Linked DNA regions of Mus musculus: region 2 is linked to region 1. The links are chromatin loops, found by intact Hi-C in ENCODE. Cell type or tissue: heart. All regions are shown on one strand.

Region 1 (8,000 bases):
TAATCCCCATCAAAATTCCAACACAATTCTTTACAGACATGGAAAGAGCAATTTTCAATTTCATATGGAAAAACAAAAGAATCCAGGAGAGTGAAAAACAACTCTTAACAATAAAAGAACTTCTGGGGGGAATCACCATCCCTGACCTCAAGCTATACTAGAGAGAAATAGTGATAAAAACTGCATGGCATTGATACAGAGACAGACAGGTCAATCAATGGAATAGAATTGAAGACCCAGAATAAACCCACACACTTATGAGCAAAGAAGTCAAAAATATACAATGGAAAAAATAAAGCATCTTCAGTAAATGGTGCTGGACTAACTGACTGTATATAGAAAAATGAAAATAGACCCATATTTGTCACTTTGCACAAAGCTCAAGTCCAAGTGGATCAAGGACCTCACCATAAAAACAGATATACTGAATCCAATAGAAGAGAAAGTGGGAAAGAGCCTTGAACTCTATGGCACAGAGGGAAATTTCCTAAACAGAACTCCAATGGCTCAGGCTCTAAGATCAACAATTGATAAATGTGACCTCATGAAACTGAAAAGCTGCTTTAAGTCAAAGGACATAGTCAATAAGACAAATCTGCAACCTACAGACTGGGGAAAAAAAATCTTCACTAACCCCACATCTGATAGAGGACTAATATCCAAAATATATGAAGAACCCAAGAAGCTAATCTCCAAAAAACAAACAAACAAACAAACAAAAAACAACCAAACAACCCAAATCAAAAAATAGGGTATAGAACTAAACAGAGAATTCATAACAGAGGAATCCTGAATGGCTGAGAAGTACTTGAAATGTTCAAAGTCCTTAGTCATCAGGGAGATGCAAATCAAAACTGGCCCAAGATTCCATCTTACACCAATCAGAATGGCTAAGATCAAAAACCGAGGTGACAGCACATGTTGGGGAGGACATGAAGAGATGACTTCTGTGTTTGGGAATGGGATGTGTGTCCACGGCTCCTTTCTGCTCTAGCACTCTATCTAGTGGACAGGTCCTGTGTATGCTGTCTCTAAATTGATAAGCATGTCATTCCTGCTGGGTTTCAAAGGTCTTGATTTCTTAGTGTTCCCCATTTCCTCTGGCTATTACACTCTTTCTTGCCTCCTTTTCCAAAGAGTTCCCTAATCCTTGGAGTGAGGGATTGGACCTAGACATTCCTTTTAGTGCAGAATGTTCCAAGGTCTTTTACCCTATGCCTACTTTCTGTCTGGCTGTGGTCACTGTATTTGTTCCCATCTGCTGTAGGAGGAAGCTTTGCTGAGAATGATTGAGCAAGACAGATCTACTAGTATAGCAGAATGTTGTTAGGAGTAATTTTGTTGCTATATTCCTTTAGCAGAATATTTGGTCCCTGGACTACCTAGTCTCAGATTCTTGGCTACCCAAGTAGCATTAGGTATGGGTTCCATCTCCTGGTCTGGGCCTTAACTCAAATCAGATATTAGTTGGTTACTCCCACAAACTTTGTGCCTGTATGGCACTAACATATCTTGCAAATCAAGTCATATTTGTAGACTGAAGTGTTTGTAGCTGGGTTGGTGTTTACCTTTCTCCTCTGGTAGCATGCCGAGTCCCTTCCAGTACCATGAACACTGATCAGTTGGGGTGAAGGCGCTAGGTAGATACTAGATTGACTTCTCCATGTTCAGTGAGTTGTTTAGGTGTTGTCTTCAGCAACAGGACTTTGCCATTAGTTTGTAGAAAGTCTTGGCAATAGCCAGGCTGACTTTGAGTGCTGGAACTAATTACATGTGTAAGATAGATTACAATGTGTTCCACTTCACTGTGTGTACTTGATAATGAATTTGGACACCCAATTCTTCTGCTTCTTCCTTCAAAATACTAAGATTATAGACATGTGTCATCATGCCTAGCTGCAAATGCTTTAAAATTTTAAATCTCTCTCTCTTTCTCTCTCTCTCTCTTTGTGTGAGAGAGAGTATGTGTGTGTGTGAGTGAGTGAGTGTGTGTGTGTGTGCGTGTGTGTGTGTGTGTGTGTCTGTACCTGTGTTTGCTATAACACACAAATTAAGATCAGAGGACAACTCTGGGAATCAGTTCTCTTCTTCCACTATGGATTGATCACAGTGCCAGGCTTTCTGGCCCTGCAAATGGTTCTGCAAAACAGCAGAACTGAATTAGACTCAAGGTTCAAATCATTTAAAACATGTAACAACACATTTTAAATTTATCATTTATGAAGGGATTATCACCTCAAGTTGTTATTTTTTTAAAAAACTTAGTTACAAAGTTGACACTTGGAAGTGTAACAGTGACAACTGAATTGATTAGAAACAGTTTCCAAATTCTAGGCCTCTTTTTTGTTGTTGTTGCTGTTTGATATTGTTCAAGACAAGATTTTGCTGTGGCCCAGGTTGGTTTCCACTCACACTGTAGCCCAACGTGGCTTTAAATTGGGGGATGGGGTGGGGAAGTGTCTGTGTGTGTGTTTCAGCCTCCAGAGAGCTGGGATTATAGGTATACAGTAACACATACAGTAACTTCCAGATTTTTTATTTCTTTGTTTTTATATTTGTTTCTTTGAGACAGGGTTTCTCTGGTAGTCTTGTCTACACTGGAAATCACCCTGAACCAGGCTGGCTTTGAACTTTTAAACCCATAGAGATCTACCTGCCTCTGCCTCCCAAGTGCTAGGATTAAAGGCCTGTACCATCATGCTGGGCCTTACCTTTAAAAATATGTTTTCAATTGCTCTGCTGTTGCTTTTCCACTGAACGTGTGTCTTCAGGTTTTTACAGCTTTTCACTGCCCTTGCCTCTCTCTCAAGCTGTTTTGCCATTTGCTTCTTTAGTCTTTACCACTACATGAAAAGCCTTCCTTCCCCATTCTGCCCCATTAGCTTCTTGTTGACACATATCATTTCTTTTTGACCTTTTAACAAAGTGATATCACCTCTTTCATTTATGTCCTTACAGTTTGCAGCTGTACTATGCTGTCCAGAGTCCATCTTTGAGTTATCAATCCTCTTTCCTTATCTTCCCCAATGCAGGCATTGCAGCTGGGTGCCACCATTTCTGACTCCTACTAGTTTGATTTTCCAGAAATATTTCTCTGTACCATTTTCCCATGTGACTTCATTTACAATAGTCCTTTAAATGTGTAAAGTCTTTACTGACATTTTCCTTTATGTTTTTATACTTCTTTTTCATCTTTAAAATCTTGTGAACTTTTAAAGTTAAAAATACTGTACTTCAAACCTGGAGTTGAACTCATTTGCAGTGGCCAAGACCTTTAATCCCAGCACTTGGGAGGCAGAGGCAGGCAAGTCTCTCTGAGTTTGAGGCCAGCCTGGTTTATAGAGTTCCGGGACAGCCAGGGGTACACAGAGAAACCATGTCTCAAAAAGCAAAAATAAAATAAAATAAAATAAAATAAAGAAAAGCTGGGGTTGCAGGTATAAACAATTTAGACAGTGGCTTGGGAGAACTCAGAAGCACTCTGTAGACATGACTCCCATATGAGAAAGTTTGCTTATAATATAGTAATAGCACAAAATGGCAGGCTAACCAGGTAACAGTTACCTAGGACTTAACATTCCATCTAGATTTTAATATTTTATCTAGGTCTTTATACATCTGAACCAAAATTTACTTATTTTGAAGAAGAAACTTGTTCTTTATAATCAAAGATTGAACTTACTAGCACTGATATAATGAAGAATATTTAGTTCCCAGCAAGCATTTTGGAGAAAATGTTGAATGAAAAAATTAACTCAAGGCTGGTGTTCTAGCTCAGTGCTGAAGCTGCATCTAGTAAGGTGGGTAGGAGGGGATGGTTGACAATGATAGTCTCCTGGAAACCAGACATCTTAAAGCATTGCCACAGTCCAGCTGCCAGTCTATCAACAAAGAACACGATGAACTAAACTGTGCACGTAGATTTAACTGGCTTAGTCCTTTCAAAAGTTACAACTTTCCACTATTAATTAATGTGACAGTATGTGAGGATTTGCGTGTGTTGAGACAGGTTTTTTCTGTATTGCCCTGGCTGTCCTGGAACTTGATTTGCCTGCCTGAGTGTCGTGTCCTAAGTGCTGGGATTAAAGGCGTGAGCCACTGTCGCCCAGCTGAGCTTATCTTAAAAAAAAAAAAAAGTGATTTCTGTGATGAACGTGGCACTAGTTATTAGTAATCACTTGGAACGAAGCAGATATCGGACTCTCATAAGATAAACCTTTTTTTTTTCTTGTCTTCCTTTCAAAAGCAAGTATGCAGAGGGCCATAGCTCATGGTATGCCAAACATTTTCATTACTTTAGATCAGACTACCAGTTTCCTGACTTAGCCACTTGTGGTACCGAGGACAGCCACTTCTTTGAAGGCTTCATTTCTTTCTCACAAATGAGAACAGGGAGCTCTGATCTGAATGCTGTGAAGTAGTTGTAAAGGCCTGTCCTCCCCACTCTGCTCTTTTCACTCCGCGCCCTAATCCCGACAGCTAAGGAGATAGGAAAAGGAAGTTCTTTAGTAAGGACCAGGGCTCCCCTGCCACGTGGCCCTCCGCGGGCCCTTCTGCCCGCAGAGCAAGCGAGCTCCAGGGCCCGACGGAGGAGACGCCGGGTCGCCGTGCGTGGGGGAGCGGCAGGCGGAAGCTGCGGGCTGCCAAGCCCCGCGGCTCCCGCCCGTCCGGGAGGGGGTAGGGGCGGGGCGTGCACACGGAAATCCATCGAGGAGGGCGGGTGGGACCTGGGGAGTTCGACTTCCGGTGGCGCAAAGCGTGCCGGGATCAGCTTGCGGCAAACCTCCTTCCCCGGCCCGTAGAGAGACCACCGTTAGCGCCGCTCCTGCTCGCACAGCCTGCTCTCGGCCACACGCTTGGCCGCTGCGGCTCCCGCAGTGTTCGGCCCGGTCCACTTGGTTTCCCAGGCAGCCGGCGTGCGCTCAGCTGCGGCTTCGGCAGACATGTTGTGAGGCGGCGGCGCGGGTGCCTGAAGGATGGTTTGGCCGAGGCGGCTGCAACCGCTGCTGGTGGCGGCGTCCTCGGGGGCTCCGGCTCTGTAGAGCTGACCCTGCTCAGTGTCCGCCCGGGACCGCGGCCGGGCGGGTATTCCTCTGTCTTGCGTGCGCTCCCGTGCCGTTTAGGTTCGGTTAGACGACAGCGCCAGTCCGTTTGAGGCGACACGCAGGGTGGTTCTCCAGCCCTGGGAGTGGTGTCCCTAGAACCCTCAGCCCCCTGACCTTTCCTTCATATTCCCACTAAAATCTCTCACACAGTGGGTGTTCCCTGCCCTCCAGCCCTCCTTCCTGGTTTCTGCACTCTCTTCTCTGAGCTTCCCGGACCCCAACATCCCTCTCCAGGGACAGCCTGTTGAGAAATCTTCGTGGAGTGGTGGACCAGAGGCGAGGAGTTTAAAAGTTGGGGCTTGAAAGACAGGAAGATACGATGGCTTCCTCGTCTGGCAACGACGATGATCTCACTATCCCCAGAGCTGCTATAAATAAGATGATCAAAGAGACTCTTCCTAATGTCCGGGTGGCCAACGATGCCCGAGAGCTGGTAGTGAACTGCTGCACGGAATTCATTCACCTTATATCTTCTGAAGCCAACGAGATTTGTAACAAGTCAGAAAAGAAGACAATTTCACCAGAGCATGTTATACAAGGTAAGCGATTTGTGTGGGATTTGGTTTCGATGAAGGATCAGGGGAACAGTCAAGCTAATAGAGTAACCACTTGGCGTCACAGAGCCTTCATTCCACTTCACTAGTAAGCACAGTTAATGAAAAGTCAAAACGGCATAGAGACAGCTTGTACCTTAAGAAAACACCTATGTAGCATTCTTCTGACATTGTTTTCATCCGGCTAGTGCAAATAAGGAGTGCAGACATTAGGGTCAACAGACATCCGCAACCCCTCACTAGTACAGTTTCCAATCAGGTCTTAAAACAACAAGAATTGACTGCCCACAGCTAAACGTGGATAATAACAACTGAGAAAGGAAACTCAAAGTTCTCTCTTGGAAAGTTAAATTTTAGAACTTCGAGCATGAGTTGAGTCAGAGAGTACCTCTCCCTCACCTGTATCGAGGAAAAGATTCATTTTTGAACACAGGGGTAGGAAAAACCCTTGGGCTGGTGACGGAGGTCAGTGGTGTATCATCTAGCAATCTTGCACAAGGGTCCTAGCATTGAGTTAAAAAAAAATATTGACATGAGTGTGTTAAGTGTTGTAAAGTTAATTGCTTTTCAAAAAGGAAGTATATTTTTGCTTTAAAATCGCTAAGAAGGTGGAACAGTCATCACCAGGTAACCAAAGCGAGCACCACATTTTTTTCTTTTTGACTCCCTCCAACTATTGATTGTTCTTTGAAGATTATTTGTAAAAGATGACTGGGGCAGGGCGGGAACGACAGTCCTGGGGCTTGAACGTAGGGCCTGACACACGCTAGTCAGCATTCTGTTGCCGGTCCTTCTCGCCTGCTGGTCCCCTTTGGATGTGTTTATACATTTATCTTTTATTGAAAAGCACATCTAAAAGTTTCGACAGTTTCTTCCTTATGCTGGAAAAGACTAGGAGACTTTGATGGTTACAGGAAAAGGAGACAAAAGTGCTCTTGGCAAATTTTGGGAAGTACTTTCTGTGGTTTTTCATGAACTCTTAGGAGAAGGTTGCATTCAGTTTGAGACAGTCACTTCTGTTTTATAATAATCTATTGGAAATGCGAACAATTTCTTGATTACTTTTATTTAAAGTTAAAAGGAACAAATTTAATCATACTCGGCAGGTAGTTCTCTACCATTGCCTTTTTATAAAGTTAAGTGTTAAATAATTTTACTTTCTTGTTAATGTCAAATAGAGAGCACATGTATTCGTATGGAGCATATCCATTTTACACCGTCAATATTGACAAGAAGATCAATTGATTAATTTTGAGCCTTTATCCTCTGCTGATGGTAGATTAAAAATACATCCTGCTGTGATGAGGGTGTCTCTCAAGGCTGAGTACTTAGCATGGCAGAAGTCAATCCCAGTAGGTAGTGGAGCCATGATGGTGTGTGTGTGTGTATGTATATAAATAGTCATATTATATACACATATACTCTGCCATTTCAGTACATAGTAGATAACTAAGAAAAAAAAGCAATTTTTTTTTTTAGGGTTAGGAAAGGCAAGATGATAATAGGATCCTACTGTGTTGCCTAGCCTGGCCTTAAACTTAAGAGTCTCTTCCTGCAGTATCTTGAATACTGGGATTATGGACATATAACCACCGTTCCCTGTTGCTTATTTGATTCTTTTGTGTGTATGTGCTGAACTTATGTGTGCTAGGTAAGCACTGCACTGCAGAGCTATATTTCCAGCCGACATACTTAATTCTTAAAACTGGTATTTTTAGAGCTGGGCGTGGTGGCGCATGCCTTTAATCCCAGCACTCGGGAGGCAGAGGCAGGTGGATTTCTGAGTTCGAGGCCAGCCTGGCCTACAGAGTGAGTTCCAGGATAGCCAGGGCTATACAGAGTAACTCTGTCTTGAAAAACAAAACAAACAAACAAAAAAAACTGGGTTTTTTTTTTTTTTTTCCTTCTTGTTTGGTTTGCTGAGTGGTAAGAAAAATGGAAGCCAATGTGTTTTTCTTTTTTTGAGTTTTTAAGTCTTTGAGAAGATATTTAACAAATAGCTAGCATTTCCTTTGACTCTTTATGAAGGAATAGAAGAACTGCCTTTGTCAAGCATCAACTTTTTAATGAAAATGGCAGATTTCAGTAGGATCTGCCTAAACATTTGTTTGTAACCACAGAAATGGTGATTGTTCCAAAAATCTAATGACACAATCTGTCTTCCTGGGGGAAAGCTCATTCTTTTCTAGGATATATTTAGAGTTCCAGTTGACATGATTGAAGTGTAGCTGTAGCAAGCCATGTACTAAATAGTTCAACTTTGGAATGTGACTTCAGTTTAATGTATGACTTAGAAAGTTACACTGAAAGGCTATTTTCTTCTGTGTGATGATGGCAATCC
Region 2 (8,000 bases), 280 kb before region 1:
AGTTGACACAAAACTAGCCAGTATATAAGGTAACCATAGCGGTTAGGTACTCACAAATCCCAGTTATAGGTTATAGTTACATTAATTACAAAATACTAAGTTTTGGTGGGGAGGAGAGGAGACTTACTGGTATTTTGTTTGTTCTGGGTTTTGTTGTTGTTGTTGTTGTTTTGTTTTGTTTTGTTTTTCCAAACAGGGCTTCTCTGTGTCACTCTGACTGTCCTGGAACTCTCTTTGTAGACCAGGCTGGCCTTGAACTCACAGAGATCCAACAGCTTCTCCCTCCAGAGTGCTGAATTAAAGGTGTGTGCCCAGTTATTGTTTTATTTTTAACTAGCTCAAAATGCTTAATTTTCTAGAAGTGGCAGTAACTACCAGTGACATCTGGGTTGATGGGAATTCTGTGAGGAAAGGTCCTTGACAAGCAAGTCAAATTATTAAGTTTCCCCCTCTAAATTATGGGGGAGGGGGTAGACATAGCTCCTGGGTTATAAGGACTCACTGCTCTTGAAAAAAAGACCCAGGTTCAGTTCCCAGCATCCTCATAGTGGCTCACAACCACATGTTAACTCCAGTTTCAGTGGATATGGTGTGCTCTCCTATCCGCCACAGGCAGCATGCACATAAACATGTCACACATACACAGGCAGGCAAAACATTCATACACATAAAATAAAAAATGTCTTCATTTTGTTTTGCTTGTTTAGTTTGTTTTGGCTTTTTTGTCTTATTTTTGTTTGTTTTAATCTTTGTTTTTGTGAGGGCTTTTTGAAAGAGAGAGAACGTTAAGTTGGGTGGACAGAGAGGTCGAGAGAAGCTGGGGGTGGGGTGGGAATATGATCAAAATATATTGTATGAAAAAAATTTAGAGAAAAAAATACTAAGGAAAAAATAGGGAAAAAGAAACTTAAACTCTCTAAGGGCTAAATAAGGACATAAGTGACCTTTGGCCCCACCCAGTTGAGACAAACAAGAACAACTGCCAAGGATATAAAACTGGTTTCAAAAACTTTCCAGGCCATTTATCTTCCCCTCCTCTTGGAAATAAATCTACCTTGCTGTTTCCCTACCCACAAGGTAAGAGCATCTCCCATACCTGTTGAATGGTTACAGCCTCACTGTAACTTAAAATGTACCTGGAGGGCGAGGTGACGCGTGCTTTAGTCCCAGCACTTGGGAGGCAGAAGCAGGTGGACTTCTGAGTTCAATGCCAGCCTGGTCTACAAAGTGAGTTCCAGGACAGCCAGAGCTACAGAAAAACCCTGTCACGAAAAACCAACAACACAAATGTACCTTATCAGAAATATTATTGACATCAGGTATCTGCAGGTGTGGCTGGGCATGCCTGTTATCCCAGCACTTGAGAGGCTATGACAGAGGGTCCACCATGAGTCTGAGGTTAACCTATATACATATCCAGTACAAGCCAGCCAGCACAATACATAGCAAGACCTTATCTCAAAAGAACACAAAAGTAAAAACAAAACCCCCTCAAAACGGGTATCTGTATTCCCTCAAAACAAAGTGTAAGAACTAGTTTCCCTGAAGCACTGTATACTGGGCACACTTGTAAACCCTGCACTAGGGAGGTAGAAACAGGAAGATCAGAAACAGGAAGATTGGGAATTCAAGGCCAGCCTGTGCAAGACTGGGACTTGGTCTCAAAAAGTGTGTGTGTGTGTGTGTGTGTGTGTGTGTGTGTGTGTGTGTTCTAACATACACAGGCTGTTAAAGTTTTTTTATTTTCTTTTGCCAAAAGACAGTGCACAAGAAACCCTCTCCATGACAAATCAAATTTAGCTAATACTAAGTTAATGCTAAGCATGATCTATGAAGAAGAAGAAGGAGGAGGAGGAGGAGGAAGAGGAGGAGGGGGAGGAGGAGGAGGAAGAGGAAGAGGAGGCGGCTACAGAGTTAGCTCAGTCTGTAAAGGTCTTGCTCTCCAAGCACTTGGCGTCCAGATTTGCACATCCTTGCAATCTCAGACCTGACTAAGTGGAGACAGGGGGATTCCTGGGACTCCCTGGCCTATTTGGAGATTTCGATGGGAGGAAGCTCCTGGGGAAAACACTGGACTCTCAACTGTGCCATTCATTCATACCCTTGCAATCACAAGCTCTTAAAAGCAAGAGGATCAGAAATTCAAGGTTATCCTTAGCTACCTCGAGAGTTCTAAGTCAATCTGTGTCACATGAGAACTTGTCCTTTAAATCTTAAGTTTACCTTTAAATTTTTTTGAGACAAAATTTCTCTATGTAGTCGTCACTAATCTCGAACTTGTTATGTAGACTATGCTGGCCTCAAACTCAGAGGCCTGATTCCCAAGTGCTGGTATTTAAATAGTTTAAACATTTTTAAAAATTAATAATCTTAATATTAGCCCACTAGCAAGCTTACCCTAATTTCATCATTGATAACGATGCAAATTCAGAAAAGTAAGAAACACACTAAGTGTTTGTCATTAATGTAAGCATAACTATTTGTAAAACTAATTTTGTTTGCGTGGTGTCGGGGATTGAATCCAGAACTCTTAATTTCTAACCTTAACCACATCAGAAAACCTTTGTACAGTTATAGCGCCAAAGATTGCATTCACATCTGTGGAAAACATTTAAAGCCAAAACTAAAGCCTAAAGCTCTACCAACTCCAAAAATTAATAATAGAAAGCTAAGTAGTTTAAGTTCAAAGATTTTAAACATGCCCAAATACTTTAACCTGGAGGGGTGGAATGCTAGACTAGGTTCTAATACTGGTACTCAAGGCACAACTATTTCTGGTGGCGCTGCTACAAACATTCAGTTTTACACCCTTAAAACCATGAGTTGTCAAGTCAGTCTCTCAATCTGGGTTTCTCTCGTTTCGATGTAATGACTTACACTTGCAAATTTCAAATTAAAATATAAGATTTATTTGGACAGTAACGGTTTCTCCTCAACTTTTTCTTTTTTTTCCATACTCATAAGAAGCACACCAACAACTGACCTAAATACACGTCCCATGTCGTCAGGCCTTTTAATGTAAGCAGTGTCCTCTAGAGACATATAACAATACTGCCAATGTGTGAGGCATTGATTTGTAGTTGTTTTTCCATCCGAGCTATGGATTTGTGCTCAGCTACTCACGACGTCTACTAGGTCCCCCTGGTGACCAAACAGTGCACCAAAGCAGCAGGAGGGTTCTAAAGCCTACTGACAGCGGAACAGAAAATCATGAAAAATTAACACGGCAACAGTACACACGACGTGACTGTGAATTGCGTTCGCACTGCTGGCGGGCTGAGTGAAGAGCCGTACAACGGTCACCATCCCCTTTTTGCAAAAGCATCGCCTCGATCGAGCTTGCCTACTCCTCCCTCCCATTTAAACCAGAGATGTGATGAGAACACCAAACCCAGGGGATCTGCACGAGGCACAGCTACTGGCTGGGACTTGGGGAACCACTGGTATGACAATCGGTCACGATTCTGTGGAGCATGGAGGAATGACACACCACCCTTTCCTACCCCAGACACAGAGTCAGGAATGGCAGGTCGAGGGGGGGCCCTTGGGGAAAGCGGGAGAGCACGCAGAGGAGGGACCGCGGCGCGTCCGGGGCCGGGACTCAGAGGGGCTCAGGGCTGGGGCGGCGCCCGAGGAGCGGGACCAGGGCTGGGAGGGCGCGCCGCCAGGTGCCGGTCCGCAGGAGGCGGCGGGGCGCGCACGGAGGGAGGACGGGGCGCTGAGTCCCGCGTGGCGCGGAGCGGAGGGCGCGTGGCGGGGCCGCGGCCGGCCTACCTGGAGGTAATGGGGTTTCCTCAGCCAGGCCCCCGCGCAGAGACTCCTCGCCATGGCACTCACATCGCCCCGCCGCGCCGCAGTCGGAGGCGGACCCGAGCGCGGCCGCCCGCCGGCCTCCCCGCCCCTGCCCCGCCGGCCCGCCCACGGCCCGCCCCCGGCGCGCGCTCCCCGGGGCCGCGCTGCGGCGAGGGCGGCGGGTAGCGGAGGCCGGCTCCGCGCGCAGAACCCCACCCCCACCGCCAGCCGCGGCGGTCGTCAAGGCGCGGGCGCGGGGCTCCGCCATAAAGGGGAGTCGAGCCTCGCGTCCGCCGACACAAATCCGCCTGCGCCTCCGTGCTTAAAGGGGAGGCGCGGACGGGGGAGGGGTACGGCCGAGGCGGGTGCGAGCAGCACGGGGGTGCGCAAAACGTGGGCTCCGTGGAGCGCCCACTTCACTGTGAGGCTTGCGGCTTCACGCGCGGAGTCCCGCCGTCCGCGCTCTGGACCTGTGCGAGCGGATTGCACGGAAATTCTGTGGATGCTTAGAGCTGCATCCTAGGCGACCAACTAACTCATAGATCCTCTCCAGGGAAAGGAGGCTCTCCGGAGACGCGACCACCGCTATCTAGGGGAGGAAGGGACTCCTTCCCGCTCAGTTCTGCGTGGCCTTCCAGACACTTCGCCTCTTTGCGTACCTTAAATTTAATGCAATTTTTTTCTTTTATTTCTTTTTCTTTCTTTTTTACCATTTCGACTTTTTGAAGTTTGCATTGTTTGCAAAACAGCCTCAGAGTTTTCTTGCCTCTACCACAGAATCATGATTCACACGTTAAATACATAATTAAATAAATAAATGCCGGATAAATACAGTGAAGGCAGGAGACCTTCTAGGATATAGCAGAGCAGCTCAGTTAAGGCTATACACCTCAAGGCGTTGCTTTCTTCTGTTGACACTGATGGCCAAATAAGGGAGAAGGGGCCACCCTGGGAGGAGTACAGCTATTGATCTGAGTGACTTCAATGCAGGGAGATGCAGGTCCTACTTCATTTTTTTCCCTTGCTATGCCGTACTTTATGTTTCTAGTGCTTTCAGTTTCTGGAAACAGGTCTTTAACCTGGATAATATTTTGTTACTCGCAAAGAAGTGCATGAGCCACTGACTTTCACTTTTAATTAAATGACTTCAGTAATTTCTAAAGTAAAAGTAAATATGAGCTGGGCATGGTGACTCATGCCTGTAATTCCAGCACTTGGCCAACCGGAGCTACTTAAGACAAAGACAGACAAAGGGAGGGAAGGAAGAAGGAGGAAAGGACGGATCCTACCGGTTTCCTTTAGTTGTTTTTTTGTTTTTTGTTTTTTTAAAGATTTATTTATTACTTATTATATGTAAGTACACTGTAGCTGTCTTCAGACACTTCAGAAGAGGGAGTCAGATCTCGTTACGGATGGTTGTGAGCCACCATGTGGTTGCTCAGATTTGAACTCCGGACCTTCGGAAGAGCAGTCGGGTGCTCTTACCTGCTGAGCCATCTCACCAGCCCTTTTTTTTTTTTTTTTTAAGATTTTATTATTTATATGTGTATGTCTGCCATATTTGTGTGATTGCTTATAAAAGCCAAAAGAGGGCATCAGAACACCTGGGGCTGGAATTTCAGTTGGTTTTAAGCTGCCCAACTTGGGTGCTGGGAACCAAACTCGAGTTCTCTGGAACAGCCAGAAGCCCTCTTAACCACGGAGCAATCTCTCCAGCTCTGCAATAAGTATTTTCTTAGCATCCAGACACTGTTCAAATTTTTTTGCTATGTACACAAAAAGACAAAGCAGGCAGAATTCCTAACTTTATGGATATTACATTTTGGAGATGAGAAGACAGGCAATAAATAATAAACACAATGACTATAGAGAAGTCTGGTAAGAGCCAGTTGTGGTGACATGCCCACAGTCATAGTACTTGGGAGGTGTAAACAGATCAGGAATTCAAGGACAGCCTCAGCCCAGCTCACCTGCACAATTTGGAAACCCTATCTCAAAATAAAATAAAATAAAATAAAATAAAATAAAATAAAATAAAATAAAATAAAACAAAACTGGTCAAGGCCAGGTGAGGTAGTAGCAAGCAGATATGTGTGAGTTCAAGACCTGCCTGGTTTATATAGCTAGTTTCATGCCAGCCAGTGCTTCAAGGTAATGGGGTAGTGAGAGGTAGAGAAAACTACAGACAGTTGGCTAGGAGATCAAGAGTTTATTTGCTCATGTTACATTTAAGTATGTATTTGGAATTCAAGTGGTGTCTGGGTTTGGGGTTTCAGTTTTTTTAAATCAAGGATGCATATAGGCCAGGCTGGCCTTGAACTCACAATCATCCTGCCTCTACTCCCAAGTGCTGGGATTGCAACTCTGTACCACCACATCCAGCTCTCATGGCAATCTTGAGTAGGTGATTGTGTACACGAGAGTATGGGATAAAGGAAAATATTGCACGTTAGAGATACACAGGTGTTATCGGCATTTTCAGATGGCATTGAAGCCAGGTTTTACAAACTACATGCATTTGTAGAGGGGGAGGTGTAAATAGAGGTGTAAATCAAGGATGAAGCCCTGGGTATAGTGCAAATCAAGGGAGGCGAGCAAGGAACAGGGTCTCAGGAGCAGCCAGTTAAGGAATAAGGTAGCCCAAGAGCCAAATTAAGCTAGTGTATCAACGAGGAGTGAATGCCATAGTAAGGAATTGACCACTGGATTCACTGTGTTAGAGAACTCTGTCAGCACCTGCATAGCGGCTCCCTAACCATCTGTAATCCAGGTCCAGTTCCAGGAGATCCAGTGCTGTCTCTGGTCTTTGAGGGCGCCAGGCATGCAAGAGTGTGTGAGTGTGTGTGTGCCTGTGTTCGTGAGTGTATGTGTGTGAGTGTGTGAGTATGAGTGTGCGGGTGCATGTGTGTGTGTGTGTGCATGAGTGTATGTGTGTGAGTGTGTGTGTGCATATGTGTGCCTCTGTGTGTGTGTGCGTGTGTGTGTGAGTGTGTGTATATGCCTGTGTATGAGTATGTGTGCGTGTGTGTGTGAGTGTGTGTGTGCATGTGTGTGTGTGTGTGTGTGCATGTGGGGTGTGTGTGTGTACGTGTGTGCGCAGTCATACAGATAAAATAAAAATAAAGTTTTTTTTTTAAAGAAAACAATGAGAAGGAAGGAAACATTTGAAGAAGTGGGGGTGTGGCTCAGTTAGAATGCTTGCCTAGCATGTACAGAGACCTAGGTTTGACTCCCAGCACCACATTAAACTGCATGGATCCAAAACTTACCCATTACCCAATACACTTAAGGTCTCACTATGTAGATGTGGAAGTATGAAGTTCAAGTCCATTCTCAATGTCATAGTGAATCTGAGATCAGCCTCATGTACATGAGTCCTGCCTCTAAAAGGAAGAGGGAAAGGAGGGGGCAGAAGAAAAGGGATGAGGAAGTAGAGAAAAAGAAAACAGAGGAGGAGAGAGGGGAAGCAGAGAGGGAGGAGAAGGGAAAGAAAGAAAACAATGGTAGGAGGGAGGTTGAAGATGGCTAACACAGACCTTTTTTGAGATGTTTTCCTAAAAAGCTGGAGCCCCATATTGGAGCAATAATCATTGAATCAGAAAGAGATTTAGGTCACTGTGTACCTTCAGCGACAGTGAATGCGTGAATGCAGAGATCGTGGCTGCACAAGATACTGAGACTAACCAGCCATGAGCAAGTGCTCAGCCCTAAACAAAACATGTAACAGGACCTTTTCTAGATGTCAGGAAACGTCTCAGAAGAGGAGCAGAAAGTGTGTGAGAACTGGAAGATGGTGTGGAGGGATGCAAAATGCCATCCTCTAGACTCAGCACAACTGTTGCAATCATTAATTTACAACAACTGCTAACACAAGACCAGCCTTGAAAAAAATCAGCCATACATGGAGAAGGCACTCCTGAGCCCTTACTGCTGCTGAGCTATTGACTGTTGATAAACTCAGAGAGAGAGAGAGAGACAGACATTGTCTTCAGTAACCCACTAAGCTCCAAACCTATAATCACACAGCTCTGGTTAAACTCAGTAGGCGAGTGGCCTGGACCAGCAGGTTGTTCTTCAGCAGCAGGTACCTGAGGAGGAAGGGCCAGAGGAGATGAGAGATAAAAGCAGACCTGTGGGTTGAGAAAGTCTTACATAAACTATGTTTTATGCCAAGCAAGCTATAAAAAGAAAAGATTAATTCATCTATG

Evidence for each region. Peaks named below come from ENCODE experiments on the same cell type or tissue, not always from the same donor. Only the 100,000 strongest peaks of a DNase experiment are listed, where the experiment ranks them.
Region 2: it touches region 1 in a loop (4-fold over the local background); 2 of 42 quality-filtered maps call a loop at or near these places.

Annotation. Positions count from the first base shown.
Region 1 is chr5:108,264,166-108,272,165 of GRCm38, forward strand. Dr1 (down-regulator of transcription 1) reads left to right here and starts at 4,732. Exons shown (of 3, transcript NM_026106.4): 1 at 4,732-5,644. The coding sequence starts at 5,425. In heart, no CTCF peak of the experiment used is centred here; DNase peaks (open chromatin) are centred at 4,676 and 5,296; H3K4me3 peaks cover 3,746 bases; H3K27ac peaks cover 2,115 bases.
Region 2 is chr5:107,983,175-107,991,174 of GRCm38, forward strand. Dipk1a (divergent protein kinase domain 1A) reads right to left here and starts at 3,903. Exons shown (of 5, transcript NM_026062.4): 1 at 3,775-3,903. The coding sequence starts at 3,828. In heart, a CTCF peak has its summit at 3,157 (motif pointing left); a DNase peak (open chromatin) is centred at 3,867; H3K4me3 peaks cover 2,352 bases; H3K27ac peaks cover 2,033 bases.